Regions from separate parts of the Homo sapiens genome. Here all the other regions are linked to region 1. A link is a loop called in an ENCODE intact Hi-C map of the cell type or tissue named here. Cell type or tissue: dorsolateral prefrontal cortex. All regions are shown on one strand. Region 1 overlaps NRSN2 (neurensin 2). Region 2 has its middle 30 kb from the start of SLC52A3. Region 3 overlaps RBCK1 (RANBP2-type and C3HC4-type zinc finger containing 1). Region 4 overlaps SRXN1 (sulfiredoxin 1).

Region 1 (8,000 bases):
AGAGGCTGTGATATCAACAAGACTTTTGACTGGTGGTGCCAGCCTTCATTTGGTTAAGGTGGTGTCTGCCAGATTTTTCCACTGTGAAGTCACTGTTTTTGCCTTTCCACATTCTACTTGTTAGAAGCAAGTTGCTGAGTCCAGCCCACACTCAAGAGGAGAAAAATTAAGCTCCATTTCCTAGATGGCAGAGCATCAAAGAACATGTATGCATATGTTAAAACCACCATACTAATTAATACATATTTGGGGATAGATACTTTGAGGCTATGCAAATATTTTGTTTCAAGCCTGGTGGGGTGGTATGTGCCTGTAGTAGCAGCTACTGGGGAGCATGAGGTGGGAGGATCCCATTGAGCCTAGGAGTTCCAGACCAGCCTGGACAATGTAGTAAGATCCCGTTTCTAAAAAAAAAACCTTGTTTCTCCTTAAAGTTTCACCCACTCATTTTATTGTTCATTGGTAGATGTTGCCTGCAGCAATTATTATTCCGGTGTTCTAATGATGATTTTTCAATTTCTCTCAATCCTTCTACATTTACTAATTGGAATTCTTCTGTAAGAAGACTTGTCCTGGCTGGGCACGGTGGCTCACACCTCTAATCCCAGCACTTTGGGAGGCCGAGGCCAGGAGTTGGGAGTTCAAGACCAGCCTGACCAACATGGAGAAACCCCGTCTCTACCTAAAATACAAAATTAGCCAGGTGTGGTGGCGCATGACTATAATCCCAGCCACTCGGGAGGCTGAAGCAGAATTGCTTGAACCCAGGAGGCGGAGGTTGCCGTGAGCCGAGATCACACCATTGCACTCCAGCCTGGGCAACAAGAGTGAAATTCCATCTCAAAAAAAAAAAAAAAAAGAAAAGAAAAGAAAAGAAAAGAAAAAAGACTTGTCCTTCCCCCCAATTTTTTTTTTAAGAGAGACAGGGTTTTGCTTTGTTACTCAGTATTCAGGCTAAAGTGCAGTGGTGTGATCCTCCTGCCTCAGCCTCCCAAATATTAATAGCTGAGACTACAGGCGTGTGCCACCATGCCCAGCTAATTTTTAATTTTTTGTAGAGATGGGGCCTTGCTATGTTGCCCTATGTTGCCCAGGTTGGTCTTGAACTCCTGGCCTCAAGTGATCCTCCTGCGTTGGCCTCCCAAAGTACTGGGATGACAGGCGTGAGCCACTGCACTCAGCCTTACCGTATTTTATTAATAGTCCCCTACCATGAGCATTTAGGTTGTTTCCAAATGCTTTAATTACAAATAATACTATAGTGTTCCAACATGTAGAGTTGAATCTATAGATCCACCTGCATAAGAGGGAGAAATCAAAGGGCATGTGTATTTTCTATTTTGATATTGTCAAACTGCCTGCACCATTTATACTCTGTGTTAGCTTCCTTTTATTTTTTTGAGATGGAGTTTCGCTCTGTCGCCCAAGCTGGAATGCAATGGCGCGATCTTGGCTCACTGCAACCTCCACCTCCCGAGTTCAAGTGATTGTCATGCCTCAGCCTCTCAAGTAGCTGGGATTACAGACACGTGCCACCATGCCTGGGTAATTTTTGTATTTTCAGTAGAGATAGGGTTTCACCATGTTGCCCAGGCTGGTCTCCAACTCCTGACCTCAGGTGATCTGCCCACGTTGGCCTCCCAAAGTGCTGGGATTACAGGTGTGAGCCACTCCACCTGGCCGGCATGGTTGCATTTTTTTGTTTTTTGTTTTTCCTGTTTTTGAGATGGGGTTTCGCTCTTGTTGCCCAGGCTGGAGTGCAATGGTGCGATCTCAGCTCACCACAATCTCCGCCTCCCAGGTTCAAGTGATTCTCCTGCCTCAGCCTCCCGAGTAGCTGGGATTACAGGCATGTGCCACCATGCCTGGGTGATTTTGTATTTTTAGTAGAGACGGGGTTTCTCCATGTTGGTCAGGCTGGTCTCGAACTCCCAACCTTAGGAGATCCACCTGCTTCGGCCTCCCAAAGTGCTGGGATTACTGGCTTGAGCCACTGCGCCTGGCCTGGTTGCAATTCTAATAGGCTGCTCAGGGAAGGCCTTGCTGAGAAGGTGATGTTTGAGCAACGACTTGAAGGAACTGCCCATGTCGTCAACTGGGGAGGAGTACCCCAGCAGAGGGAACAGTGAGGCAAAGGCCCTGAGTCAGGATCCTGGCTGGAGAGGACACAGGAACCTGGAGAGTGGTGGGAGTTGGGGTTACAGAGGAAAGTGCGGGGGGAGTGGAAATCAGCAAATTGTGTAGGGCCTTGGAGGCCACAGGGAGGGTTTTGGCTACTCTGAGTTAGGTGGGAGCCATGGGAAGGTTTGGAGCGGAGGAGGAACATGACCTAGTTTATGTTCTAACAAGATCTGTCTGGCTACTGTGTAGTAATTAGACTTGGGGAGTCAAGGCGTGGAGTAGGGTGGGGTTCAAAACTCAGAAGCCAGGAGACCGGGGGAAGCTGGTGCAATGATCCAGATCGAGGCGCTGGTCGCTGGTGGTTCAGACCATGGAATCAGCCACGGGGATGTCGAGGTGTAGTTGGGTACAGGATATATTTCCAAGGTTGAGTTGACAGGACTTGCTGATGGATTGGATACAGGGTGTGAGGAAAGAGAGGAGGTTTTGGCTGGAGCAGCCAGAAGAATGGGGACGCTACTCTCTAAGACGTGGGCAGCATAGTAGAGGCAGGTTTGGTCAGGGAGGGGTGGTAACAAGGAGAACAGTTTGAGATAGTTGAGTTTAAATTCAACATCCAGGTGAATGCAGATGGGAACGCAAGCCTGGAGTTTAGGAAAAACTAGGTTTGAGAATAATAGCCGCCACCTCAGAGGTTGTCGTCCTGGTTAAATGAATTCCCGAATTCTGTAAGGCACTAAGAACAAGGCCCAGCCCCTGGTGAGTGCCAAAAGGGGTTAATTACTCTTCCAGGCCTGGAAAAGATCTTACCTTTGGCTTCAGCCCCCTCTCCCACACCCTGGCCCTCACATTCCTTTCAGAACTAGAGGAAGTGTGTTCTCAAGGTGGCTGAGAAATCTCCTTCCCACCCAAAGACAGGAGCTCCACACTCAGGCAATAGGCCAATCAGGCTAAGCACTTTTTTTTTTTTTTTTTGAGACAGAGGCTTGCTCTGTTGCCCAGGCTGGAGTGCAATGGTGTGAACTTGGTTCACTGCAACCTCCACCACCCGGGTTCAAGCAATTCTCCTGCCTCAGTCTCCCGAGTAGCTGGGATTACAGGCATGCACCACCATGCTCAGCTAATTTTTGTATTTTTAGTAGTTATGGGGTTTTACCATGTTGGCCAGGCTGGTCTTGAACTCCTGACCTCAGGTGATCCACCCACCTCGGCCTCCCAAAGTCCTGGGATTACAGGCGTGAGCCACCTCGCCTGGCCCAGCCACCCCTCCAGGCCCTAGGCTGAGCATTTAAATCCACTGCAGGACTTGGGTGGAGCTGGAGGCCATTATCCTAAGTGAAGTAACTCAGGAACGGAAATCCAGATACGGTAGGTTCTCACTTATATAAGCGGAAGCTAAGCTATGAGGATGCATAGGCATACAGAGTGATATAACGAACTTTGGGGACTGAGTCCAGGGAGGTTGGGAGGGGATGAGGGATAAAAAACTGCGTATTGGGTACAGTATACACTGCTCAGGTGATAGGTGTACTAAAATCTCAGAATCACTATAGAACTAATTCATGTAACCAAAACCCACTTTGACCCCAAAGGCTACTGAAATAAAAAGAATTAAAAATAGGCCGGGCGCGGTGGCTCACGCCTGTAATCCCAGCACTTTGGGAGGCCGAGGCGGGCGGATCACGAGGTCAGGAGATTTGAGACCATGCTGGCTAACATGGTGAAACTCTGTCTCTACTAAAAATACAAAAAATTAGCTGGGTGTGTTGGCAGGCACCTGTAGTCCCAGCTACTCATAGTCCCAGCTACTTGGGAGGCTGAGGCAGGAGACTGGCATGAACCCGGGAGGCGGAGCTTGCAGTGAGCTGAGCTCGTGCCACTGCACTCCAGCCTGGGTGACAGAGCCAGACTCCGTCTCGAAAAAAATAAAAAAGAATTAAAAATAAAAATAAAAAATAAATCACTCACCTCTCTGATCATCAGTTACCGCATCTGTAAAATGAAGACAATAAGTCTGGGTAAGGTGGCTCACCCGGTAATCCCAGCACTTTGGGAGGCCGAGGCAGGCGGATCATTTGAGGTCAGGAGTTCAAGACCAGCCTGGCCAACATGGTAAAACCCCGTCTCCACTATAAATACAAAAATTAGCCAGGCGTGGTGGCGTGCACCTGTAATATCAGCTACTTGGGAGGCTGAGGCAGGAGAATTGGTTGAACCCAGGAGGCAGAGGTTGCAGTGAGCCAAGATCGCCCCACTGCATTCCAGCCTGGGCGACAGAGCGAGACAACATCTTAAAAAAAAAAAAAAGAAGACAATAATTCCTTTCTCAACAGGTTATCCTGAGGAGCGAATGAGAAATAATGGGTCGTGCCCAGCACACAGTAGGTGCTCCTGAGTCTGTGTCTTTCTCCTCCCCACGCCCCAGTGGCCAGGGAGAAAGGAAACAAAGTCAGTATCCATCCCAGCTGTTTATTGAAAGGGAAGGTGGGATGGAAGGGGTGCAGGATGAGGAGGGGGCGTGAGGCACAAGGACAGTAGGGTGTGCCCTGGTGGGGGCCGCCTGAGGATCCCCTAGGAGGCCCTTCAGGCTGGTGGAGACTGAAGGTAAGGGTTAGGGAGGGGAGGGGCGAGAGCCTTGAGCGCTGCTCTCCAGCTGCATCAGAGCTCCCTCTAGTGGTACAGAAGAGAGATGACGCCTCCGGCTGGGGAGGGAGGGGCTGGCGCCTCTGAGAGAGCCCATTTATTATCAGGGTCACGGCCAAGACCGTGGGCTTGGTTTCTAGGTAGGTGGACTTTGAGGGGCAAAGACAACCCACTTTTCCTGCCCCCTACCCCCGGCTCTTAGAGACCATTTAAATCCATATCCAAAGTATATCCAGAGCCACCTGGGACCATCAGGCCTCTGGCTAGTCTTTCTGGGCCAAACCTGTCCTCCACCCTGAGGACCCTCAGGGAACCAGGAAGGTGAGGGGCTGGCTCCGCCCCACCTGTAGCACAAGAGCTGGCCCAGGAGGAGGCTGAAGATGTGTTTCTAGTTCCTGCATGCTGCTTTGTTGTGTGACCTCGGACATGTCACCTCCAGCCTTCTTCACCCACCTCACCTATCAACTAGGGCTAGTAATTGCCTGTGGTGGGTGGGCTGGGGGGCTCTGATGCCAAAATGCAGGTAGAAGACACACTGTGAGAGGCAAACGTCTTCACTCATCCTGCAGGGAAAGGCCAAGTGAGCATCTGGGACCCATTCGAGCTGAATGACCCCCACCCCTTCATCTGTGTCTATGGAGGGCAGTGCGTGTCCTCATCCTGGCGAGAAGAGGAATCTGATCCAAAGCCCTCATGGCAGAGAGGCAGGAGCTGATGGCTTGAAAGGGCAAGGGTTTGCCCAAGGTCATGCAGAGGAAGGAGTGGGGACGGGTTGAAGGAGATGTTTTCTGCCCCTGAGGGCCTTGGGAAGAGGGTGTGGGTAGGAAGTTTTGGGAGGACTTGAGGAATGCTGGTATCTTGGAAGAGTTGGGGCCCCACTCCTGGGGAGGGAGCACTGGGATTTGAGCTCCAGATTTGACCTGGAGTTGGGCTCTAAAGGGACCCTGCTAAAAGGGAGAAGTTGGGGAAACACTGAGAGGGGGTTATGGTGAGAAGGGGGGAAGGATCCAGGACCCACATCTTAGGCCATGTGGGCAGCTCAGGAGTCCCTCTTGGGCTGGATAGTCTGCACAGAAGATTGCCCAAAGGGGCTGGCGGGTGGCGAGAACCATGACTGGCCACTGGCATTGCGGAAAATGGGTGACAACTGCTGCTCTGGCTCATCCCCGAAGACCTCCACGTGGCTGTCGGCTTCGGGGTCCAAGGGCTCTGCCTTGGTGTCCTGGCTCAGCCAGCCTATCATGGCCCAGAAGAGGCAGATGGCGAGCAGAACTCCAGCTGCCACACAGAGCGCTGTGCCTGCCAGGCGACAGGTGCCCAGGGCCTGGTTGTAGTCGGCTGCCCGCTGATCCAACACCAGGAACTCACCCTCACCGATGCCCTCCAGCTTGGGGGGCACTGCATAGCCAGTGGTCAGAGCCGCCACACCCAGCAGCAGAAGCAGGGTCCCCGAGGACAGGCTGATCTAGGGAGAAGCAGACAGACCAGGAAGCAGTCAGGGTCAGCCAGGGGCCCCTGGCCAAGGGATCACCTTGGATCCTCACCAGACTTAAGGGTAACCCCTTGATCCATCCTCAGGAGATGGGAATCACAGAACACACTTGCTGGGGTCTAACTGACAGGAGGCATAAACTGTCATGTTTTATTTGGAATCCTGAGGCCTCTTAATTTCCTTCCCAGCTCCCACCTAGCAGTGGGTTTCTCCGGCCAACCCTGTGTTTCCCTCCATCCCAACTCATCTCTTTATCCTTTCTACCTTCCTGTCTCTGTTGGGTTAACTCCTATGCACCATCAGATCTCATCTCAAACCTCACCTCCTCAGGGAGAAGACCCCTGGACTGAGTCAGGTCTCTTGCTTTACTCTGGGCAAACTGTGCCCATTCATTCTTCAATACACTTACCATTGTGCACACTTGGACATGTATTTTGGTTGCTATGTAAGTGACGTCTGCCTCTCCCGCAGTACTGAGAGCTCCATGAGAGCAGACTGTGCCTGTTTTGGCTCACTAGGAGTCTTCTGTGCCTAGCACGTGCCGGCACAGAGCAAAGGCTGAATAAATGTTTGCTGAATGATTAAATAAACCACAGCTAAAAGAGTTCCTCGAAGACAGGGACCTCATGTCTTAAATTCTGTGTTCCCAAGAGCCTAGCACAGTGCCTCGCAATAAGAAGATGCTTAAAAATTTTAAATACACACTAACCTTTCCTTGGAAGTCTTCCTTGATCATTTCCTCTCCTGGTGTTCCCTACAGACCTGACCTGAAGTTATGTAAGTTGGCCTCTCTGCAGAGGTTGGCACCTTACCTCCTCACTAGAGTGAAGTCCTTTGAAAGCAAAAGAAGGGACCCTCTGCCTCAGTCTCCCGAGAATATTTAGCAAAGAGCTATGCCCATAGCAGGCACTCAGCTCATTGCCACCTCTACACCTTGACCCATTGGTGCACCCTGGCCGACTAGTCTCCTTGGCTGTTAAAGACATCAATTCTTCACATTTTTTCTCTGCCCTGGCAAGGTACTCCAGTCTACCATTGAGAAACCACAGTAAGATTTAAGTGAGATGAACCTCACTTCCTGCCAGTCAGCATAGTCCATCTCTTAACCATAGTAATTAGTTCAAGGCTGGCAAGTGACCCAATGAGAGCCAACACAATGCTTGTCAGGACTTCTGGGAATTAAAAGCATTGTTTCTTATAAATGATTTTTAAATTTCTGAATCTTTTACCTCTCCATATAAACTACAAGTGTGCAAAGTGGTAAGTGTATTGAAGAATGAATGGGCACAGAGTTTGCCCAGAGTAAAGCAAGGGACCCGACTCAGTCCAGGGATCTCCTCCCTGAGGAGGTGACATTTTGACGTCCACAAAATAACGTGCTGGGGTTTTGATTGGCATTGCATTGAATCAAAGATCAGGTTGGGAAGAACTAACATCTTGACTATTCCAATCCACGAATATGAACTATTTCTCCATTTATTTAGTTATTTGATATCTTTTGAGTTTTGTAGTTCTTCTCATATTACAGATATTTTGTTAGATTTACACCTAAGTATTTCTCTCTTCTTTGGTGCTAAGGTAAATGGTAACATGTTTTTAATATCTTACTATTTTGCTTTCTCTCTTCCTTTCTTCTCTCTTTTCTTTTCTTGACAGAGTCTCACTCTGTTGCCCAGGCTGGAGTGCAGTGGCACAATCATGGCTCACTGCAGCTTCAACCTCCTGGGCTCAAACGATCCTCCTG
Region 2 (8,000 bases), 380 kb before region 1:
CACACCTGCCCCAATGCATACCTCCTCTACAGAGGGAGGAAGGAGGTGGAACAGGGAACCCTCTACCTCACACTGGGAGTGTTCACTAGCGAGAAGACTGGCAAGCCGAGGGCAGAGGGAAAGTTTGGTTAGATCATCTCTCCCCCTAAATCTGTTCTGGGCTCTAGAGCTAACAGTAGCCTTTCCTGCAAAGAACTGAGAAGGCCTCTCCTCCTCTAACCCCCACACGCACAACCTGTGTTGGCATAAAGATCTGGTCTGCCAATGCTCAAGAGACCCTCAAAAATGGCCCAGACCTGCAGTTACACATTGCCGTTTTTGAGGTTCCTTTTTGACACTGCAAGTCCTGTCCTCAGCACTCCCTTTCCTAGGATGGAAAACAAGAAAGTTTCCCCACCTCTTAAGCTGATTGATAATATTAATATATAACATTAATTGAGAGAGCACTTATATGGAAGATGGCATTGAGTCCCCAATGAAATACGTAATCATGAATGAGACTAATGAGGCTCAGAGAGGTTAAGTAACTGAACAAGGTCACACAGCTGGTAAGTGATAGAGCTGGACTTTGAACCCAGGTGTTCTGGCTCCAGAGCCAACAAGCATGATCACTCCACTGTGTTGCCTCCTTGAAGGTGGCCATTAGAGGATTGATTTCCTCCTGGCAAACGTTTAACATCTCTAGAGGGGAAAACTCCTGTTTGAAGCATTTGCCAATTGCCATAGTGTAAATACTCACCATTGCTGATTTCGAGCTACAAACATGATGTTACTGAATGTAGAGTTGGGTACAGATACACACGATTAGCTCTCCCAAGCTGGTGCAGGCCACTTGGTTGAGCAGCTTGAAAATTCAAGAAGGGACCAAGCAGGAGGTGGGCAAAGGAGAATTTAGTGTCTGTATTCGTTTGTTCTCACATTGGTATAATGAACTGAGACTGGGTAATTCATTTAAAAAAAGAAGTTTAATTGGCTCACGGTTCTGCAGGCTGTACAGGAAGCATGACTGGGGAGGCCTCAGGAAACTTACAATCATGGCAGAAGGCGAAGGGGAGGCAGGCACGTTCTACATGGCTGGAGCGGGGTAGGAGGAGGTGCCACACACTTTTAAACAAGCAGATCTCGTAAGAATCCATTCACTATCACAAGAACAGCAAGGGGGATGTTTGCCCCCAAGATCCAATCACCTCCCACCAGGCCCCTTTTCCAACACTGGGGATTACAACCCCACCTGAGATTTGGGAGGGGAAACAAATCCAAACTATATCAGTGTTTTGTTTGTTTGTTTGTTTTCAGATGGAGTCTTGCTCTGTCGCCCAGGCTGGAGTGCAGATGTGCAATCTTGGCTCACTGCAACCTCCGCCTCCTGGGTTCAAGCGATTCTCCCATCTCAGCCTCCCGAGTAGCTGGGATTATGGGTTCATGTCACCACACCTGGCTAATTTTTTGTATTTTTAGTAGAGACAAGGTTGCACCATGTTGGCTAGGCTGGTCTCAAACTCCTGACCTCTAGTGATCCATCCACCTTGGCCTCCCAAAGTGTTGGGATTACAGGATGAGTCATTGTGCCCAGCCCACATCAGTGTCTTTAAAGAGAATTTTCCCACCAATGGGCTTGTCGGAGCCTCCAGCAATCTGAAGAGCTGATTTCGATTCTTTTTTTTTTTTTTTTTTTGAGATGGAGTCTCGCTCTGTCGCCCAGGCTGGAGTGCAGTGGCATGATCTCGGCTCACTGCAAACTCTGCCTCCCAGGTTCAAGTGATTCTTCTGCCTCAGCCTCCCGAGTATCTGGGATTACAGATGCGTGCCACCACACCTGGCTAATTTTTGTATTTTTACTACAGACGGGGTTTCACCATATTGGACAGGCTGGCCTGGAACTCCTGACCTCGTGATCCGCCCGCCTCAGCCTCCCAAAGTTCTGTGATTATAGGCATGAACCACTGTGCCTGGCTCTGATTCTTGTCTTACAGATACAGAAGCTGAAGTGAGCTTTATGCAAACTGAGCTTTATGCATTTGTACAACAGTCACTGAGCATATACCCTGAGTGGGGCCCTGGATGGAAAGAACCAGCACTAAGGATGCAAAGTTAACCTGGATCAGGTTCTAGCCTGCCTAACGGAGCTTGCGGGCTGACAACAGGTACACAAGCATGCACGCGTGGCTCTATGGAGCCTCCATTCAGGTGGCAAGTATGCCAGTCAAGAGTGTGGGTTCTCGTCCCGGACTTCCTGCCTTCAAATTCAGGCTGTACCACTCACTGGCTATTGAAACCACCTTTGCAAAAATTGTAACTGAGGAAATTATGACAATAGCCCTTTCCTGAAAAGATCCACTTCTTGCCCGGGGACCAGTCTGCCTTTGTAAGACTAACAAATTAGCTACAAGATTAGAAATCAAGGTTTAGGGGCTGTGCAGCCTCTGACAGCAAGGGTCTGAACCTCCCCAAGTTGTTCCTGGGGACAGTGTCACTATTGCAAAACCTAAGATCAGTGCTTGAGATATTTTGCAGATCTTGCACTACAGCAGCTGAGGGATCAGCTGACACCACCCGGATCGGTAACCTAGCTTAACCAGTTCTGCGATCCTACCCGGGAACAAGGTGAACGCCTTCGGGCTGGGTGGTACACTATTTGACCTTGGGCTAGTTACTTAACCATTCAGTGCCTCAGTTTCCTCATCTGTAAAGAGAAGAGATAATAATATACCTACCTCATAACATTCTTAGGAGGATTATCTGAATTAATGAATTAATGCGTGAGCAAAGGGCTGCGAGCAGGCCTAATACATAATGAAAGCTCAATAAATGTTAGCTGTTTTTATTATGTAACTTCGGAAATGCAGCTATGTGCGCTCAGAAAGAGAGAGAGAAGGGAGAATGATGTACACAATGTGGGCGATTCTGCCTGGACATGATCCCAGCTGTGAGAGAGATGTGGGGGTGTGGATCCACAGCTCGGAATCCCACACACCCCTGAGAGAGAACAGAACCTAAAATTACAGTTCGCAAATGCATGCAATCACCACCATATACTGCTGTTCTTTATGGTCCGTGCATTTATTGCTGCAAAGGACTATATTTAGAAAACTGCCCATATTATACTTTATGAGTGACTTAAAGGATTTTTAGGAGTTCTTTAAAAGTTTTTGTTTATTTTTATAATTTTCTCCTTGCGTTAGAACCTAACACTCACATTAAATGCTCTCCCACAGTAAATATATTTCGAAATGACAAGTGCTAGAATAAATGGGTGAGGATTTTCCAAAGGCTGTTTTGCTGATAGTTGGGGATAGGGAAGGCAAAGCTAGACCCCCAACCTCTGGACTCTGAGTCCAGTGTTCTTTCTTCTGTAATCAGGACCCTGGGGGGACAACCCTGACATACTTCCAAGGACCCTGGACTTCAGCTCCTGGCTCCCTGCTCAGAAGGGAGGGGTGGATCGTCTAGGGCCCAAGGCAGAACCTGAACTGAGTTCCCATTCTAAGAGGGTGTTTGGAGTGAGGTGAAAGGGAGACAGGGATTCTAACCCCAGCTTCACAGCTGGCTCTCTCCGTGTGAGCTCCCTAAGCCTCAGCACCCTAAGCGTGTACAGAGGTAAATATTCTGCGCACAGCAGCTGCCCAAGGCCATATTCCCTTCCCTCCGCCCCGCTGTGCACATTGGCTGCAATGTAGCTTTAGGCCAGTAGGTGGTGGTGCCGCCCAAGAAGCAGGAAAAAAGCAGGGAAAGAAAGGGATGTGCCTGGATGGTGGATCCACTGAGGTCCTGCTGATCCCAGGCCAGGAAGCGGGGACATTGAGAGCCGAGATAGGAGTCCAGGCCACTTGAGTGCTTGCCTATGCCCCACATATGAAGGCACGCCAAGAGGCTCACATACGTGCATAACCAAGGACCAACCTTGCGCCTGAAGGAGGCCTTTCACATATGAGCTCCTCGAATCCGCACACTTGCCCTATGGAGAGTGGCAGTATGGTCCCATTTTACAAGTGAGAAAACTGGACCAAGAGAGGCAAAGTGACCTGCACTAGGTCACACAGCAAGTCCATGGCAGAGATGGATTTGATCCACTCCTGTAATAATATTAACAGCCAACTCCCATGTAATTCCTGCATGTGCTGATACTGTCCTAAGCATGTCTGTACCTATGCACTTATTCAGTCCTCATGACAGCCCTACGAGGTAGGTATGAGTAGTATTTTTACTCTCACGTTACAGAGGAGGAAATGGAGGCACTGAGAGGTCAAGCAACTTGCCCAAGGTCACACAGTCAGATCTGCGATTTTTTTTTTTTTTTTTTTTTTTTTGAGACGGAGTTTCGCTCTTGTTGCTCAGGCTGGAGTGCAATGGCGTGGTCTCGGCTCACTGCAACCTCCACCTCCTGGGTTCAAGCGATTCTCCTGCCTCAGCCTCCCGAGTAGCTGGGATTACAGGCAGGCGCCACCACGCCCGGCTAATTTTGTACTTTTAGTAGAGACGGGATTTCTCCATGTTGGTCAGGCTAGTCTCGAACTCCCTGCCTCAGGTGATCCGCCCACCTCAGCCTCTCAAAGTGCTGGGATTACAGGTGTGAGTCACAGCACTCTGCCTGATTTTTTTGTTTTGTTTTGTTTTTTGTTTTTGTTTTTTAATAGGCATCCTAATAGGTGTGAAGCGGTATCTCGTGCTTGCAATTCTGATTTGCATCTCCCTAATGATTACTGACGCTGAGCATCTTTTCCTCTGTTTATTGGCCACTTGTACATCTTTGGAGAAATGTCTATTCAAATCCTTTGCTCATTTTTTCATTTGGTTGTTTTTGGTTGTCGTTTTTCCTCTCTTTGCAATTAAATGACCTGCACACTGAGGCAAATTACTCATTCGGGCCCTGCGTTCCTTCTCTCGTGCTGCATCCAGGCCTGGACCCTGCCCTACATGCTGGGGATGTGGTGGAGATCAAAACCCAAAGATTCCTGCCCCATGGGGTGTCCTCTCCAGTGCGGCAACCAGACACTAGCGTGATGTCAGATGACACAGCAGGTTTTGGGGGTTTTTTTGTTTGGTTTTCCTTTTTTGTTTTTGTTTTTGTTTTGTTTTGTTTTTGAGACAGAGTTTTGCTCTTGTTGCCCAGGCTGGAGTGCAATGGCGCGATCTCGGCTCACTGCAACCTCCGCCTCCCGGGTTCAAGCAATTCTCCTGCTTCAGCCTCCCGAGTAGCTGGGATTACAGGGGTGAGCCACCACACCCAGCTAATTATTATTATTATTATTATTATTATTATTATTATTTTGTATTTTTTAGTAGAGACGGGGTTTTACCACTTTGGCCATGCTGGTCTCGAACTCCTGACCTCAAGTGATCCACCCACCTCGGCCTCCCGAAGTGCTGGGATTACAGGCATAAGGCACTGCACCCAGCCTGGTTTTATATCAAGGGGCATCGACAGGCAGCCTCAGGCCCCCTCCAGCCCTTGTGCCTGGCATGTGAGCCCCTCACAGCAGGTTTGAAAAGTCTAGAATTTCCAGCATTTTAAAAAAGTTTGGAGAGTTAACATCAAAATCTAGATACATAGCTTCTCTTGAAAAGTTGAAAGCTGAAACCACTCAGGCTTGTTTTCCACCTCAAAGCCATCACCCGGATCAAGGCACCAGCTTAAAAGGGCTGCTTCACCCAAGATATTAATAACATCTCTCCTGTGGGCAACCACTCCAAAGTCTGATCTTGCAGAGTACAGAGGCATGACCTCCCTGTCTCAGGCTGTGACATGTCCTAAGGGCTGGCCCAGCTCCTGATGGGACTGGTCAAGGCCTCTATTGCAACTGCCCGAGCCTGCTTCCCTGGCTCCTCCAAGATCCTAAGAGCACTACCTGGAAAACCACCCACATGCAGATTTCCATCTCAGGAGCTGCTTCCCGGGACCTTGACCTTCAAGATGGGACATGAGCTCACTGGTCCCCACAGCCTCCTCCTGGCCCACCTGAGTTTTTTTTTGAGTTTTCACCTCTGGTTTTGTCCTGGACAGGACATAACCCCATAGTGATTGCAATAAGAGGAGCTTACCCTTCCAAGCCAGGAGCCATGTGCTAGGCAGTATTCTCAGATATGTTCATTTCATTCTCACAATAACCCTATGATTGTTACATACCTATTAAAATATCTAATTTTTTTTTTTTTTTGAGACAGAGTTTCACTCTTGATGCCCAGGCTGGAGGGCTGGAGTGCAATGGTGTGATCTCAGCTCACTGCAACCTCTGCCTCCCAGGTTCAAGCAATTCTCCTGCCTCAACCTCCCAAGTATCTGGTTCTCCCTGTTGGTCAAGCTCGTCTCGAACTCCTGACCTCAAGTGATCCGCCCACCTCTGCCTCCCAAAGTGCTGGGATTACAGGCATAAGCCACAGCGCCTGGCCTAAAATATCTAAATTTTTAAAAACCTGACAATACTAAGTGCTGGAGAGAATGCAAAATGGTATAGCTACACTGGAAAACAGTTTGTCAGTTTCTTTCTGTTTTTTGGGGTTTTTTTTAGGCAGGGTCTCACTTTGTCACCCAGGCTAGAGTGCATTGGCACAATCTCACCTCACTGCAACCTCCGCCTCCCACCCTCAAGTGATCCTCCTACCCCAGCCTCCCAAGTACCTGGGACTACAGGCACTCACCATCACGCCCAACTAATTTTTGTACTTTTAGTGGAGATCGGGTTTTGCCATGTTGCCCAGGCTGGTCTCAGACTCCTGAGCTCCAGCAATCCTCCAACCTCGGCCTCCCAAAGTGCTGGGATTACAGGCATGAGCCACATCAGATTCTTTGTAGTTTTGTTCTTTGGTTTTTTGGGTTTTTTTAGACAGAGTCTTACTCTGTTGCCCAGGCTGGAGTGCAGTGGCATGATCTCGGCTCACTACAACCTCCACCTACTGGGTTCAAGGGATTCTCCTGCCTCAGCCTCCCAAGTAGCTGGCACTATAGGTGCATGCCACCATGCCCGGGTAATAATTTCTGATAAAATTATAAATACACTTACAATATGACCCAGTAATTCTACTCCAGGGTATCTACTCTGGAGAAATGACAGTGTATGTCCACACAGAGATCTATACACACATGTTCATAGCAGCATTATTTATAATGCTCCCAATTAGGAGTGACCCAAATGCCTTTCAACTGGTGAATGGATAAGCTGTGGTGTATCCAGCAGTGAAATACTACTCAGCATCCAAAAGGAACAGACTTCTGATGCATGCAACAGCATGGATGCATCTCAACTGTGTTATGCTGAGTGAAAGAAGCCAAACTCACAAAAGCTTCATACTGCAGGATTCTGTCTATGTAACATCCTTGCAAAGGCAAAACTTATACAGATAGAAAACAAGGCATGGTGGTTGCTAGGTATATTTGTTTGTAAAGACTACTGTAAAAAAGTACCACACACTGAGAGGCTTAAAACAACAGAAGTGTATTCTCTTTCAGTTCTGAAGCCAGGCATTTGAAATCAAGGTGTTGGCAGAGCCACTCTACCTCTGGAGGCTCTAGAGCAGAATCCATTCCTTGCCCCTTCTGGTTCTGGGAGCCTCCTGGTGTTCTTTGCTTTGGGCCACATCACTCCAACCTCTGCCTCTTAATTACATCTGCAAAGATCCTTTATCCAAATAAGGTAACATTTACACAGTTCAAGGATTAGAATCACTAATTTTTTTATTTTTTTTATTTTTTTGAGACGGAGCCTTGCTGTTGCCCAGGCTGGAGTGCAGTCATGTGATCTCGGATCACTGCAACTTCCAGCTCCTGGGTTCAAGCAATTCTCCTGCCTCAGCCTCCGGAGTAGCTGGGATTATAGGCGTGCATCACCACACCTGGCTCATTTTTGTATTTTTAGTAGAGATGGGTTTTTGTCATGTTGGCTAGGCTGGTCTCAAACTCCTGGCCTCAAGTGATCCACCCACCTTGGCGTCCCAAAATGCTGGGATTATAGGTATGAGCCACCCTGCCCGGCCTAGAGTCACTAACTCTAGATGACCTTTATTCA
Region 3 (8,000 bases), 76 kb before region 1:
GGGTGGTCAGTCCAATGTTGTGGCAGAGGCGGCGGTCTTGTGGGACAGAGCCTTGAACCTGTGGATTCCATTTCCAGATACTATAGGTAGGGTGAGCACTGAATTGAATTGGAGGATACCCAGCTGATGTAGGCTGCAGAATTGCTTGCTTGCTTGGTGTCAGGGGAGAAATCCCCAACACATTTGGCCACAGATGTCTGTTGGTATTGAGAGAGCAGTGGAGGAAAACACAGTTTGAGTTCATGTTTTTTCCACTCTGGGTACTGTCACAGTCGACACAACTGGTGCGGGTCTGGGGTGCTCTTGGTGTGTTTCACACCCTGGTCTGGGGATCCTAGGAGCTGGCATTTGGTTTTGGATCCTAACCAGAGCTTGATGTGCCGCTTCTCCACATGCCCTTTCTGTCCACAGAGGAGCTGCTCAGCCTACTCTTGCCAAGCTTTCCAGTATCCTCCAGACACTGCTGGCTGCTGGGGAGCGCGCGCGCAGAGCAGTGCCCGGTGCAGGGCCTCCACCCTGGGGATGGGGCCATCGGGGAGACACTGTTGTCTGTGTTGTTTGTTTCCTTGGCTCAGAGGGGAGATGCGCAGGTTCCCGGGGCCAAGCCAGTGGCACTCAGCTCCTGCCACTGTGGGCCAGGGTCACACTGCCCTTTGATCTGACAGTCGTGGATTACGCAGGCTGCCCAGGGCACTGCGCTGCCTCTGAAAGCTCACACCAGAGCTGCACTCCAGGAGCAATCTATCCTGCAGCAAATTCAGGGCACTTTCATAGAAGGTGAGGGTGGAATGTGAAGGATGAATAGAATTATGATAATTGGAGAACTAAAGGAAGGGTATGTGTGGGATACTAAGAAATATTTGGTCTTTCTCCTGGGTTCCTAACACGGGTCTCCTACAACCCTTGGAATTTCGTGAGTGGTGAGTGTCTTTTGTTATTCATAACCCCTTTCCAGCCCATTTGAGTTCATGCTAATGAATTCGTTAGAGCAGGGCCCCTAGATTGCCTCGGGGTTGCTCCTGCACCAGAAAGACCAGGTGATTCGAGGGCGGAAACTTTCAATCCCAAGCAGTGACTCCTGGGAGTTGGAGTGACAGAGGTGGAGCACTTTACAAACTTGAGATTCAGGGCTGGGCGCGGTGGCTCACGCCTATAATTCCAGCACTTTGGGAGGCCGAGGCAGGTGGATCACCTGAGGTCAGGAGTTCGAGACCAGCCTGGCCAACATGGTGAAACCCCGTCTCTACTAAAATACAAAAATTAGCCGGGCATGATGGCGGGTGCCTGTAATCCCAGCTACTCGGGAGGCTGAGGCAGGAGAATTACTTGAACTTGGGAGGCGGAGGTTGCAGTGAGCCAAGACTGCACCCCTGCACTCCAGCCTGGGCAACAGAGCAAAACTCCGTCTCAAAAAAAAAACAAAAAAAACCCCAAAACTTGAGATTGCAGTGGCTGCCAGTCGCTCCCATCCCTAACCCTGTTCATCTCAAGCGTGGCTGTTCCTGCCCACACTGCATCCTTGAGGACACCACACCAGGAAGCGTCAGGGCAGGGTGATCTTCAGTTCTGAGTCACTCAGGCAAATTATTGAACCTGAGGGGGTGGAGTCATGGGAACCCCTGAATGTGTAGTTGGCCAGGAAGTGTGGGTAGCCCAGGAAGTGTGGGTAGCCCAGGAAGTGTGGGTAGCCTGGGCACCCCATCTGTGACTCCATCGGAAGTGTGGGACTGAGCCCTTTAATCTGTGGAACCTGACACTAGCCCCAGTTGGTGTCAGAGAGCTGGAAAAGTGGTGTCAGACAACACCACACAGTATGCAAGGCTGAGGGGAAACGCCAGTGTAAAAATAACACGTAACAAGTGTAGGTGGTTTGGGGCCAACAAAGCCCGGGAGGGCTCGGGTTTAGGGTCTGTGGAGCACTGGGGCCGGGCAGGATGGCTGTAGTGCTGTGGAGAGTTGAGGCTGCCTTAGGGATGATTTGGGGGTGAAGATAGGCCTTGACCTGAGCTGGGTTTGGAGGGAGAATTATTAGTGGCCTGATGGGGTCTTAGACTGAGGGTCGAGTGTGTTCCTTCCTTCCTGGCTGGGTGAGCATCTAAGTCACTGCCTCTCGGAGGCTCACGTCCATAACAGTAAAGCAGGGATGGTCTTGGCCCTCCTGGAGGGCTTCCTGCAAGGGTGTTGGTGAAATGTGTTTCTATTTGTGAAGCTGTGCTAGTGCTGTTGCCATTTTCATGAGCAGTTACCAATCAACAAACACTTGTAGCCAGCCCTGCACCGGGCCCACGATCACCCAGGGATGAAGTGGTGACCGAAAGCAGGAACAGGCCGGAGCCTTCACCAGCTAAGAGGTGAGACCCTCAGCTGGGGCTGAGACCCAGCCTGGCTGTATCTTCCTCCCCCTGCCACTGTCCCCTCTGGTGTTCTGCTGGTGGCCCCTGCTGCCAATTCCTGCTCCTCACGAGGGCCCCTGCTCCCTGGTCTTTTCTCCAGACTTCCTCATGGTTGGCACTTGGGATCACCAGGCTGCGGGCTCACCTTCAGCTGCCTGCATTTGAGCAGATTCCATGCCAGCCCCAAGCACTAGAGGAAGACACCAGTGAGCGCCGGCATAGGCCGACGGGCTACCCTCCGTGGCAGCTGCTCTTTATCTGAGCAATGGGCTTCCACTCACCTTCCCCTGCCCCTGTCCTGCCCCTGAGGAGAGAATGATGATCATTGTGTCACTCAAGTACCTTTGGGACCTCTTGCTGCTTCCTCTCGATGGTTTGAGTCCAAAGCCCTGGGGTTTGGTTTTCGTTCGGCCCTGGAGAGTTGGTGCTGGCCTCTCAAGTTCTGGGCCCCTGGCATGGGTGAGCCTTGGGAGGTGGAGGCACCTCCACCTGACCCTGCAGTAGAGGGTGCCCTGGGCCTGCTCGTCTTAAGACCTTTCACTTGCAGGTGCAAGGCGGGTGGAGCTGAGGCAGGAACCGGGGTTGGCCCTACACAGCTCCCTGCTCCTCCGCACCACTGCAGCATGGATGGGGCAGGCCGAGCAAAGCCACAGCCAGCACAGCCCTCTCTGCTGGTCTCGCCCTCACCTGTGATACGCCGCGCGTAGAGCCCCACTTCATCTTCCTCTTACGAGAAAAAGGATGGTGCAAGGGCACTGGAAAGGCCTCGGCGTGAGTCCTGGGGTGGTGAGGACTGTGGCAAACTGGAGGGTGTACACCCCATGAAGAGATTTGACATCTCTGTGACTCCATTCCCCCCAGGTAGAAGTGAGGACCTGGCATTACCAAGCTTTGACATTTTCAAGAGAAGCAGGGCATCTAGATTTTAATGTGGTAAACGATGTTGCCAATTTAAAAAGATGGGCAACCGATTTAAATTTCTAAAACAACACTGGGTGGACTGGTTACAGCCTGTGGTACCACAAGAGAACAATCTCTGCTTTTGTCTCATGCCCAGGCTCCTGAGAGACACCAGGCCAGGCCCTGGCAAGAGAGGGGAGAGTGGGTATGAGACAGCGTCTGCCTGAGCTGGTCCCATCCACACGCCTGCAGCCTGGCTCTCCTCTGCTTTTTCTGTTTCCTCCCAGTCAGTGGTTCTGCCTGGGCCTTTCTGCCTCCAGGGCCGGGGAGGCTGCCTGAGTGTGCCCCTCATCCTCTGCGACGGTTGACTGCCCTGAGCCAATGCAGGCAGTGCCGAAGGACCCAGTCCACTCACACATTCTCAGACAGCTCTGCGCACAGTGACTGGGGCCAGCTCTTGAGTCCTGGCATCCAACGGCAGGTGGCAGTGCCTTTCCAGTTGCTAGAACAGGCCCTTCCCCACAAAATCACAGGCCTTCAGCAGCAGAGGCGCCCTCTGCCTGCTATGATGATGGTCACGTCACAGCGTGGACAATGTGTTGGGCATCAAATACCAGATCTCAAAAGGGGAAGGAGGGTGGGTCACAGAGCGGAGGAAAGACTTAGAGAATGAACATCCCAGGACCCTGTCTTAGTAACCTCCGACCAGCACAGAGTGGGTTCTAGTAAATACTGCTGAATCGATACTGTGCCATCTTGCTTGAGACGAGAAAATAGGATGGACAACCCCACCCCTCAACTGCAGCAGCTTCGTTCCTTCTTGAACTATCTACCTGCCAACCCTAGATGCCTGCTGAGAGGTCAAAAGGGAGCAGGAGTGGCAAGACTTCCCCTCCCGCCCCTAAGCCCATCCTTCTCTGCAGACTTGACACACTGCACACTCCACCTGTCCTGGCTGACGGTGACCCAAGAGCATCCTTGCCCCTGAGGCTGGGCATGGGGTCCACATCTGGTAGAAAGGTCCCAGTGCTCAGTCACAGCCTCATTCTACCACAGATGGACTGACAAGTCAACTTTCTGATGCAGTTCCCAGAGACCTCAGGATCCTGCCTGTGTGTAGAGTCCCAGGCCAGGACATTCATTTCCTCTCAAGGACATCACACTCATCCCTTCCCGGAAAACCATTTTAATTATAATAGCTTACACAGGCTGCAGAGAGGGAGACGCAGAGCCGGACCTGACGGGCTGTGCTTTCAAAACTGTGCAGTCTCCTTCCTGGCTCTGAACAGGTTAGCAAGAGTTCCAAGAGGCCTCAGGCCTCCAACCACAAAGGCAGAGAAGTTAGCCCCAGAAAGCTGACAGCTGAAGGCGGGGAGGCTGAGAGTGCTTGGTGTTTGACAGATGAGTGTTGTGGTGGGAGGAGTATGGAGTCACACAGAGGCTCCACCCAGCAAGGCCTCTGGCCAGGGGCTATGTTTAAGGCTGGGGTCAGGCAGAGGTGGGAGCCGCAGGGGAGAGAAGTCTGGCCGGCAAGCCCCAAGGGAAGGACAAAGGCACTGGGGCAGATGTGACCGTGGACAACCGCAGTGCAGGCAGGGCCCCTACAACGCTACAGCAAGCAAGGCCGTCCACGAAGCTCCCTGAGCTACATTCTAACAGAATGTGGATGTGGGGCTGGGTCAGCATGTGGCCCCACCATCTTTAGCTCAGTGGCAGTTCTGACAGCTTGGGTGGCAAGGAATCCCATTTACCCTGCAGCGGCAGCCCCCGCTGGTGTCTCCTGGGCCCTAGAGGATGGGAGGAAGAGAAGAGAATGTCAGCGCAGTGCAGAGACTGCCCCCACAGCCGAGCGCTCTCCCACCCCGGGCCTTTGCCTCTGCAGGTCCTCCTGCAAGAATGGCCTGGTCAGCCTCAGCTACCTGATGGAGAGTCACTGAGGCCTTTTCTGGGCTCCCACAGCACTCAGTCTACCCACGCCTAGATCCGGGAACAGGCCAGGGAGAGGATCTGACCACTCTGCATATTCTAGACATGTCAGCATGCGAGAGGGCAGTTTCCTCTGCCTCCACCTGTCTGAAAGTCTACCTGAACGTAGCAACAGGCCCCCAATTCCAGAGCACACCCCTAATAACGACAGCTACCATCTGCAAGGGTGCTCACCAAGTGACAGGCTCTCTAAGCACTTCTCTTGCAATTTTTCCACTTGATTCTGACAACAAGCCTGAGATAAGCCCAGCTATCATCTCCATTTCACAGAGGAAATGGGGCTGACAGAGGTGAGTGGCAGGCAGCCTAATCACACAGTCAGTATGTGCCAGAGCCAGGGGCCAATCCACCTCTGACTCCAGATCGAACCTTTACTTGCTGTCCTCTAGGGCAGGAGTGGGCAAACCTTTTCTGCAAAGGGCCAGTCATTTTGGGCCGGGCAGCCATACGGCCTCTGCCTCTGTAGTGTAAAAGCAACCACAGCCAACATGTGAATGAATGAACACGGCTGTGCTCCAAAGCACTTTACCTACGGACACTGAAACGTGGATTTCATGTAATTTTCACGTCACAAAATAGTCATCTTCTGGTATTTTTTCAACCATTTAAAGATGTAAAGAACATTCTTGCGGCCCGGTGGCTCACGCCTGTAATCCTAGCACTTTGGGAGGCCGAGGCAGGTGGATCACCTGCGGTCGGGAATTTGAGACCAGTCTGACCAACATGGAGAAACCCCGTCTCTCCTAAAAATACAAAACTAGCCGGGCGTGGTGGCGCATGCCTGTAATCCCAGCTACTTGGGAGGCTGAGGCAGGAGAATTGCTTGAACCCGGAAGGCAGAGGTTGCAGTGAGCTGAGATTGTGCTATTGCACTCCAGCCTGGGCAACAAGAGTGAAACTCCGTTTCAAAAAAAAAAAAAAAAATTCTTACCTCGGGAGCTGTACAAATTCAGGTGCTGGGTTGGATATGGCCCATGGGCTGTAGTTTTCCCAGCCCTCCTCTAAGGCAAAGCCCACAAGGGCACCCTCTCCACACCACCACGAGCAAAGACTCACCCCAGGGCCCCAGCGTGGGCCCTTGGTGACCCAGCAGATCTCGGTGTGGCAGACGGTGCAGCGGATCCAGTCGCAGCCGTCCTTCTTCTGTACCACGATCTGGCACTGGGGGCAGCGCATGGCCTCGCCCTGCTGCAGCATCACCTGGAGTGGGGCAGGTGCTGGCCCTGGGGCGGGGCTGGGGCAGTCACCCAGCCTGGCCCCTCCCCATGGCAGGGAGAAGGTGGTGACCCTCTAGAGCTGTGGAGTCTCTCCTGTGTGGCTCTGCCAGGCCAGGCTCCATCCAGCAACCCCCTCTTCATTCCTGTGGTCTCCACCCTCCACCCAGACGCTCTTCCTGACATGACCATTCGGCCTAAGTCCCACCTCCGGATGGGAGTGACAGCCAGAAGGGAGGTCAGAGCCTCCAGGGATGTGTGAGCACAGCCCTTACTGGGAAGCCCCCAGCCCCCACCTGGATCCCAGAACTTAAAATCCCTAGGCCTCGGCCCTGTCCCAGCCTCACCTTCAGCATCTCTGTCGTCTGCCGGGCAGCCACATCGTTCTGAGCCCGCAGGGCCAGGTCCTCCTGATACTCCTTGCAGTTCATCTGCTCATGGATGGCCTGTAGCGGGTGAGGGACTCAAGGTAAGAAGGTTCCTCAGGGGGTTAAGAAGCTGGGAGAGGTGAGGTGCAGGGCAGGAGTCCACAAAGGCACTTAATGCCTCTAGGTGTAGTCACTGGCAGGACCTCACTTTGTAATGCATAAGCCATTTTACAGAAGAGGATATTGGCGCCAGGGAGGTGAAGTCAAGGTCATCACATATGCTAACAGCAAAATATACCTCAGCCTCCTGAGTAGCTGGGACCACTGACATGTGCTGCCACACCCAGCTTATTTAAGTTCTGATGGGCACAGAAATCCCTTATACCCCTAGGGTGAGACCCTGCATCCCTAACAAGGGCCTGCCCGGGGTTACAGGCCCAATGACCCCAGACTGAGCTTGCTCAGGCTGAGTCTGAGACCAGGCTCCAGACCTGTTTACCGGCTCCTCACCTTCAACTTTTGAGATGAAGCGGCGGGGACAGGCCTGGGGGAAGGATCAGGTAGGGCTGTCTAGGTTTGGGGTCAGCACTCAGTTGAGGACACGGGTGGAGACGTGGTATAGGGCCAGGGTCAGGCCTTAGTCTGTCACAGATTCAGTCAGAAGCCAGGGTCAGAGCTCGGTTCAGGGTCTGAGCTGAATATGGGACCACCTTAAGTGACAAGTGCAGGGTCAGGTTTGGTCAGAGGCCAAGTCTATGGACTTGGATGGGATCAGGGCTCAATGTGGGACTGGGATTCAGTCTGTGACTGGGGTCAGACTGGCCCAGGGTCGGGGCTCCATTGTGAACCAGGGCTGCCTAGGTTTGAGGCTCCATCTGGGGCTGGGGCTGGGACTCCGTCTGTGGGGCCAGGGCTCAGTTCAGGCTCAAGCCACACTCTCCCACTGACATGTAGCTCTAAGTCATGACCAGCAGGCCAGTGTCACAGCTCCCTTCCCAGGAGAACACGCACTGCAGTGTGGTGAGCTCCAGGCAAGATGACAGTGACTAGGTGGGGGGAGTCCCTGCAGGCCCCACCTTGCAGAGCAGGCAGTTGACGTGGAAACACACAGGGCAGGTGAACTCATTGACATCATCCTC
Region 4 (8,000 bases), 290 kb before region 1:
CCATGGCTGATTTTCAAGCTACAAGGTGATGTCGAACAGCTCACAAAATTCCTGATAATTAACAGTTGTCTCTCACAGTAGTCCAGTGTGATCACCTTATAAGGAGCTCAGCACAAGTGGACAAAGTCTGCTTTACAAACTCTCAAGCCTTGTACCATGTCCATTGACTCTGTGCCTCTTCTCCCCAGGAGGACCCAGACAGCGTGCCCCCCATCGATGTCCTCTGGATCAAAGGGGCCCAGGGAGGTGACTACTTCTACTCCTTTGGGGGCTGCCACCGCTACGCGGCCTACCAGCAACTGCAGCGAGAGACCATCCCCGCCAAGCTTGTCCAGTCCACTCTCTCAGACCTAAGGGTGTACCTGGGAGCATCCACACCAGACTTGCAGTAGCAGCCTCCTTGGCACCTGCTGCCACCTTCAAGAGCCCAGAAGACACACCTGGCCTCCAGCAGGCTGGGCCATGCAGAAGGGATAGCAGGGGTGCATTCTCTTTGCACCTGGCGAGAGGGTCTGACTCTGGGCACCCCTCTCACCAGCTACAAGGCCTTGGACTCACTGTACAGTGTGGGAGCCCCAGTTCCCACCTCTGTGACAATAGGATCATGGCCTTACCCTTGAAGCATTACCGAGAAGGAGAACAGAGATGGGCTTGAAGAGCCACGTGCTGCCGGCTCCAAATTCCCAAGGACAAGGATCCCTCTGCATTTTTGTCTATGTAACCTCTTATATGGACTACATTCAGCTGCAAGGAAAGGAAAACCTTGATTGCAGTGGTTTAAACAAACAGAAGATTGTTTTTCCACATAGCATGGATTCTGGAGATGGGTGGCTAATGGTATTGGTTCAACAACTCCACGAAGGTAGGGGTCACGTCTTGGATCCTTTTGCCTTAATCTCAGTGCTCGTTACTTCATGGTCCCAAGATGGCTGCTGTATCCCCAAGAATCATGTCTGCGTTCAAGGAAGGAGGGGTGGAGGAAGAGGAAGGGCCAAACTAGCTGGACCCGTCACCTTCTATCAGAAAGTAAAACCTCGTCAGAAGTCTGTTTCCTGCTCTCTCCCTCTGCATATCTTCACTTAGATGCCCTTGGCCCGAGCCAGCTACCATTGCACCTCTAGCTGCAAACAAAGCTAAGACAGCAGGGAACAGAATTGTCATGGCTGAATAGACCAATCGTGTTCCATCTACTGAGACTGGCACACTGCCTCCTGCAATAAAACTGGGATCCCATTACCAAGAGAGAAATGCAGAATTGTGTACCAGTTAGCTTTTGCTGTGTAACAAACCATCCCCAAACTTGGCAGCTAGAAACAAACCCTGTATTTTCCCACAATCCTATGGGTTGGCAATTTGGGCTGGGCTCAACAGGGCAGTTCTGCTGCTCACACCTGGGATCCCTCATGGAGCTAAGGTCAGCTGTTACCTCAGCTGGGCCTGGATGGTCTAGGATAGCCTTACTCACTTGCCTGGCAGGTGACAGGCTGTTGGCTGGAATTGCTTGGTTCTCCTCCATGTGGCCTCTCCAGCAGGCTAGCTCAGGCTTATTCACATGATGGCTTCAGGATTCCAAAGAGAGTGAGAGTAGAAGCTGAAAGACTTCTTGAGTTCTTGGCCTGGAACTGGGACTAGGACAGTGTCACTTCTGCTAAGTTCTTTTGGTCAGAGCAAATCACAAGGCTTTACCCAGATTCAAGGGATGAGAAACAGACTACATGTCTTGATGAGGGGAACCACAAAGAGCTTGTGGCCATTTTTCACCTATCACAAATAATTTTGGATGGGTATTTATTTGGATAAAGGTATTTCCCTCTTCCCCCTTTCTCTCTGTCTCATGGGGCCTCACTCTGCCAAGTTGGAAGGCACTAAGACATTGTCCTGGCCCTCAGGGTCTAGGGGAAGAGGTGTTGGGGCAGGAAGTGAGTCTCTCCATGGGCTGGACCCACTGTAGTAGGAGTGCCTCCTTGTCTGCACTGCTGGTATGGGGTTAGGCCAGGTAGGACATTCCAGAGGGGCTTCTGAAAACCAAGAGTCCCTGGGGAAAGGGAACAGAGTAAGGCAGGCCTTGTTCTCACTGCCCTCTAAGGGAACTTGGTCACTCGGCACTTTTAAGCCTCAGTTTCTCCAGTTCAATAATAAGGACAAGAGCTTTTCCCATGCATTCTCTTTCCCCGGGAAAGTTGACTGAGGTGACCAGTAATAGAATTGAAAAGGGAGAGTGTCTTCAGTGCAATGTGGCATCCTGGATTGGGTCTTGGAACAAAAACAGGACATTAGTGGGAAAATTGGAAATCTGAAAAAAGTCTGAATTTTAGTTAATATACCAATTTCAGTCTCTTGGTTTTGACAGATGTACCATGGTGATGTAAGATGTTGACCTTGGGGTAGGCTGGGTGAAGGGTATACAGGAACTCTTTGTACTATCTCTGCAACTTCTCTGTAAATCTAGTATCATTCCAAAATAAAAGTTTATTTAATTTAAAAAAAAAAAGGGGGGGTGTGCAATTCCTTTAGACCAATGGTTCAGGGTCTCAAGCTTGTTTGCTAAATACCAGATTGCTGGGCCCCACCCCCACTTTCTTTTTTTTTTGAGACAGGGTCATGCCCTGTCACCCAGGCTGGAGTGCAGTGGCACGATCATGACTCACTGCAGCCTTGACCTCCCGGGGCTTAAGTGATCCTCCCACGTCAACCTCCTGAGTAGCTGGGACTACAGGTGCGCCCTTCTCATTTTTTTGTAGAGACAGGGTTTTGCTGTGTTCTCTGGGCTGGTCCTAAACTCCTGGGCACAAGCGATTCTCCCGCCTCAGCTTCCCAAAGTGCTGGGATTACAGACATGGCCACTGCCCCCGGCCCCCCAGAGTTTCTGATTGAGGCGAGTTGGGGCAGGGCCTGATAATTTGCTTTTCTAACAAGTTCCCAGATGTTGCTGATGCTGCTGTTCAGGGACCACATGCTAAGAGCTGCTAATAACTGCGTCAGTTATTTTCAAATACGGTGACTTCCCCACTTCCATCCCCAGTGGAATGAGTCTACTCATTCCCCCCAGCTTGTCTACTCATTAACTGTGTGACCTTGGGCGGTTCTGTCCCTTCCCTGGGGACTTCTTCCAGGCTGTCAAATGGATTGTGTACCCCTAAGGTTTGTAGCGAAGGTGAGGTGCCCCTGTCTTCTGTGAGTAAACTCCTCCTGTGCCCGCTGGGCTGGAATGAGAGTGAAGATGGTCGCCCCCTCCTGAAACAACTTTTCCTTCTTGCAGAGAAGACCCAACCAGACAGCGCTAAGGGCCCTGCCAGGCACTGCGAAGGAGGTGCAGAACAGATTCGGAGTAGAGGGGTACTGCTTGATCATTTAAGGAAGAGGAGCTGGGTTTTAAAGGGTGTAACCTGCTGGTAGCCGGAAGTTGCGTTTCCCTCTTACAGCAGCAGGTGGCGCTGCTCTCCGGCCCCCGCGGCAGGGCCGTCCCTCTGGCCTGCAAGAGCTACAGCTGTGGGAAGGGGCTGGATGCACGCGCAGGGCTGAAAGAGGCGGGATAGTTAACCCGGGTTCAGCCGGGATGAGTCTGGAGTTCAGGTTCTATTTATCAGCTCTTGTTCTGTAACCTTGCGCACATGTCTACCCATTCCTGTCTATACTGGGGGTGCTGGGCCAGAGAATCTCAGGCTCAGCAAAGGTGGTACCTCCTCCAAGAAGCTTCTGGGCTCCTACTGGCTGGGCTACCATGACCTACAGTGTCCCTCCCCAAAAAAACCTCTGCCCCCAGGAACTTGGCTCCAGTGAAAGGCAGTATGTGCCTTCACCGCCCTGGAACCCACCCACTTGACCGTGGTAGATTTAAATTTCCTTTTTTTTTTTTTTTTTGTTTTCATTTCACAAGGCTTTTTGTTGTTGTTGTTTTAGTAGAAATGGGGTTTCACCATGTTGGCCAGGCTGACCTTGAACTCTTGGCCTCAGGTGATCTGTCCGCCTCGGCCTCCCGAGGCACTGGGATTACAGGTGTGAGCCACCATGCCCAGCCATTTCACAAGTTTTATATAAGTATATTTACTTTTTAAAATGTGTTTGTTCGTTTGTTTGTGATGGGGTTTTGCTCTGTTACCAAAGCTGGCACGCAATGTTCTGATTATAGCTCACTGCAACCTCAAACTCCTGGGCTCAAGCCATCCTCCTGCCTCAGCCTCCCGAGTAGCTAGGACTACAGGCACCACCACACCCAGCTAATTTTGTTTTTAACGTTTTATAGAGACCAGGTCTTGCTCTGTTGCCTGGGGTGGTTGGTCTCCAACTCCTGGCCTCAAGTGATCCTCCCGCCTTGGCCTCCCAAAGTATGATATTACAGGCATGAGCCACTGCATTCAGCCATATTTACCGTTTAAACATTAAAATATTAAAATGTTAAATAATTAAATATTAGAAATTTAAAGTATTAGAGGCAAGCGGAAGCCCACCACAAAACCTAGTCCTGATTATTCCTTTGCCCTCTTGGGACAGTTACCTTTATGAATTTGGCATAGAGCCTCCCAGACTCTTATCTAATTTAATAGTAATGAATGTGCGTTTAAGTAAAAAATGTTTTCTTTTTTTGCGCTGTTTTGTGGATTGCTTTTCTCCCTTGGCACTGTGCCCCAGCCGTCCATCCCATTCGTGCGTGCCTGTCTCCCAGTCTCCCTCATTCTGGTCTGTGCCCAAATGTCACTTCTTCAGGGGCCTTCCCAACCATAGCGTCTAAAACAGCCCCCTCCCCCATCATTCCGTCCCTTTATCCAGTTTTATTTTCTTCATGGCATTTGTCACACTCTCCCAAATTTTCTTCTGTGTCTGCTTTTTTTGTTTTTTTTTTTAAGACAGGATCTTGCTCTACCACCCAGGCTGGAGTATGCAGTGGCACCATCGTGGCTCACTGCAGCCTCCAACTTCTGGGTTCAAGCAATCCTCCCACTTAGCCTCCTGAGTAGCTGGGATTACAGGTGTGTGTCACCACACCCAGCTAATTTTTTATTTTTCTTTTGTAGAGATGAGGTCTCACAATGTTTATCAGGCTGATTTTCAACTCCCGGCCTCAAGCAGTCCTCCCATATTGGCCTCCCAAAGTGCTGGGATTACAGGTGTGAGCCACCGTGCCTGGCCAAATGTACGTTCTTAAGGCAGGACTCAATCTGTCTTGTTTATCACTGTAGGTTCAGTGCTAAGAACAGTGCCTAAAAGATAGTAGTGTTAATCAATATCTGTCAAATGAATAAATTCCAGCTGAGTCTATCTCATTCTTTTTCACCGCTGCGTGGTGTTCCAGGCTGTGAATGTAGCCGTTTGTTAGTCGTGATCATGTTCATGGAAGCATGGGGGCTTACAGTTATTTGCGGCTGCGAACGGCCCCCGCCATCACCCTGCTCTTTCAACTGTATACCCAGGAGTGGAGCTGCCTGGCTGATGCATACGCCCATTTCCATCTTCTAAGACCCTGGCAAATTGCTCTCCAAAGTGGTTGTTCCAAGTGCCACCCTCTCCGGTGGAGTTTGGGAGCCTATTTGCCTTCCCTGCACTCCAACCAGTACTTCTTAGCCTTGTTTGGGATCATGAACGTGGTTGAGAACACAAGAAAGCCATGAGTCCTTTCCCCAAAAATACACACACACGCATTTTGGGCCGTTTCTGGGCCTCCCTGTATTTGATGATCTCCTTCCCTGGGGGACCCTGTATCAAATGTTTAGAAGCCTCATTATCTCATGGATGGGAACTGTGAGGCACAGGCAGGTGGCAGTGTGAATGAATGAATGAGTGAATTGATGAAAGAAAGGGCTGTCCTTTTGTAGGAGGCAAAGGAGAGCCTTGAGACCCTGACCTACCCCCAGTCAGAAAAAAAAACCCCACCTATCTGGGTCACTCCAGTCCCGCCCTACCCTGGACCAGAAGGCTCCAAGGACAGGCTGCAATGGGTTCCTGGGCTCAGGCTTGGGCAGCTGCACCTATCACCCCTGGAGAAGGCAGACCAAGCCTGGCACCCAGGGTCAAGGCAGGCAATCAGGGGGAGCCACTGACTTCCCTGGGCTGAAAGAGGGTGGGGTGAAACATCCATCCCGCTTCCCACACAGGCACGCACTATAGGCTACAAAGCACATTTGCGTCCAGCCCCTGACTTAGCACTTCTATGGTACCCGAAGTAGAGACTGCGATTAGGGGAAGGCTGTCATCCTCCGTCGTCATCATCATCATCACTGTAGCTCCCCTACTTTAACTCTCACATTAGCCCCCAGAGGTGGACAGGGCAGAAATGATCTTTCCTGTTGGACAGACGGGTAAACTGAGGACCGAAGCAGCGTAGCCACCTGCCGCAGGGCCCCCGGCTCGTCCACCCGCACCCCGCCGGCCCACGCGCGCCGCCCTCCCTCGCGGCCCCTTCCCCGGGCCTGACCCCCCGGCTCCGCCTGACAGATGACCTCAGCTGCCGCCAATCCATTGGTTCCAGCTCCCGGGGGCGGCGCAGAACAAAGCGCGCTCTGTGGCCGGGCGGTCCCCTCACCCCGCGCGTCCGCCGCCGGGACCCCCCTCCGGAACTGCGAGCGCCGCCCCCCGCCCGACAGCCGTGTAATGTCTTCCAGGCCGCGCGGCCCCTTCCAGAGCCCGAGGGCCGCCCTCGCCTCCCGCAGGGGGCTCCGCGGGGCCGTCCAGGGTGCTCCACCCCCGCTGGCCCCCCCCAGGCAACTCCACCCCCGCTGGCCCCCCCCAGGCAACTCCACCCCCGCTGGCCCCCCCCCACAGGCAACTCCACCCCCGCTGGCCCCCCCCCAGGCAACTCCACCCCCGCTGGCCCCCCCCAGGCAACTTCACCCCCGCTGGCCCCCCACCACAGGCAACTCCACCCCCGCTGGGCCCCCCCCAGGCAACTCCACCCCCGCTGGGCACCCCCCCCCAGGCAACTCCACCCCCGCTGGGCCTCCCCCCCCCAGGCAACTCCACCCCCGCTGGGCCTCCCCCCCCAGGCAACCCCACCCCCGCTGGGCCCCCCCCAGGCAACTCCACCCCCGCTGGGCCTCCCCCCACAGGCAACTCCACCCCCGCTGGGCCCCCCCCAGGCAACTCCACCCCCGCTGGGCACCCCCCCCCAGGCAACTCCACCCCCGCTGGGCCTCCCCCCCCCAGGCAACTCCACCCCCGCTGGGCCTCCCCCCCCAGGCAACTCCACCCCCGCTGGGCCCCCCCCCCAGGCAACTCCACCCCCGCTGGGCCCCCGTCCCAGGCAACCAGATTGGGGGGCACCCCCAGAGGGAGGCTCTGCTGGCTGCCCCCTGTCCCTGCGGAAGCAGCGGGAGGGCAGGGTCCGATGTCCGGGTTTCTATGCCAGGCAGGGATGATGATCCCTGTCACCGGATGATCTTATCCCTGTACCCTCAGCGCCGCCGTCTGCAGTGGAAAATGCTGTTACTGCTCGGAGGTGTTGTTGCTGTTGTCGTCGCTGTTATTGTTATTATTTTGTGGTTGTGCACAGGAGTCACTTTCTTTATTTATTTGACTTTTTTTCGAAACCAGGTCTAGCTCTCTGACCCAGGATGGAGTGCAGTGGTGTGATCACAGCTCATTGCAGTCTCCAACTCCCAGGCTCAAACCATCCTCCAGCCTCAGCCTCCCAAGTAACTGGGACCACAGGCACGTACCACCATGCCTGGCTAATTTTGTAAGTTTTTTGCGGAGACAAACAATGTCTTGTCACGTTGCCCAGGCTAGTCCCGAACCCCTGGGCACAAGTGATCCTCCTGCCTCGACCTCCCAAAGTGCTGGTGTGAGCCACTGCCCCCCCTCTGGGAATCACTTTAGATTCAGACAGATCTGGGTTTGAATTTGTTTGTGTTACTTACTAACTGTGAGACCTTGGAAAGTTAGTTCACCTGTCAGAACAACAAGAGTACCCAACATTTATTGAGCACCTCCTATGTGCCAGACACAGCTCTGTGTTTAAAGGCTTTATTTAGCTCATTTAATCCTCAAGGTAACCTTAGGAGGGAGGA

What was found. A loop is a pair of places that touch in the nucleus more often than their neighbours do. Peaks named below come from ENCODE experiments on the same cell type or tissue, not always from the same donor. Only the 100,000 strongest peaks of a DNase experiment are listed, where the experiment ranks them.
Region 2: it touches region 1 in a loop (4-fold over the local background); 49 of 110 quality-filtered maps call a loop at or near these places.
Region 3: a loop joins it to region 1, with 7 times the contacts of the local background. A loop is called at or near these places in 46 of 110 quality-filtered maps.
Region 4: it touches region 1 in a loop (4-fold over the local background); 59 of 110 quality-filtered maps call a loop at or near these places.

Annotation. Positions count from the first base shown.
Region 1 is chr20:351,439-359,438 of GRCh38, reverse strand. NRSN2 (neurensin 2) reads right to left here. Exons shown (of 5, transcript NM_001323682.2): 5 at 4,577-6,229. The coding sequence ends at 5,804. Among named protein-coding and RNA genes, the nearest start is that of NRSN2, 8.3 kb to the right of the region's middle. RefSeq lists a silencer at 2,900-3,194. In dorsolateral prefrontal cortex, CTCF peaks have their summits at 4,586 and 4,791 (motif pointing left); a DNase peak (open chromatin) is centred at 4,798.
Region 2 is chr20:734,892-742,891 of GRCh38, reverse strand. No RefSeq gene overlaps it. Among named protein-coding and RNA genes, the nearest start is that of SLC52A3, 30 kb to the left of the region's middle. In dorsolateral prefrontal cortex, CTCF peaks have their summits at 3,477 and 3,678 (motif pointing right); DNase peaks (open chromatin) are centred at 2,929 and 3,701; H3K27ac peaks cover 1,688 bases.
Region 3 is chr20:427,430-435,429 of GRCh38, reverse strand. RBCK1 (RANBP2-type and C3HC4-type zinc finger containing 1) reads right to left here. Exons shown (of 12, transcript NM_031229.4): 9 at 7,938-8,000; 10 at 6,841-6,939; 11 at 6,336-6,479; 12 at 3,291-5,080. The coding sequence ends at 5,000. Among named protein-coding and RNA genes, the nearest start is that of RBCK1, 23 kb to the right of the region's middle. RefSeq lists enhancers at 4,459-4,959, 4,960-5,460. In dorsolateral prefrontal cortex, CTCF peaks have their summits at 3,605 and 3,805 (motif pointing right); a DNase peak (open chromatin) is centred at 3,789; H3K27ac peaks cover 1,264 bases.
Region 4 is chr20:641,106-649,105 of GRCh38, reverse strand. It overlaps SRXN1 (sulfiredoxin 1), which reads left to right. Exons shown (of 2, transcript NM_080725.3): 2 at 189-2,491. The coding sequence ends at 392. Among named protein-coding and RNA genes, the nearest start is that of SRXN1, 8.1 kb to the left of the region's middle. In dorsolateral prefrontal cortex, a CTCF peak has its summit at 3,416 (motif pointing right); DNase peaks (open chromatin) are centred at 3,435 and 6,456; H3K4me3 peaks cover 741 bases; H3K27ac peaks cover 2,936 bases.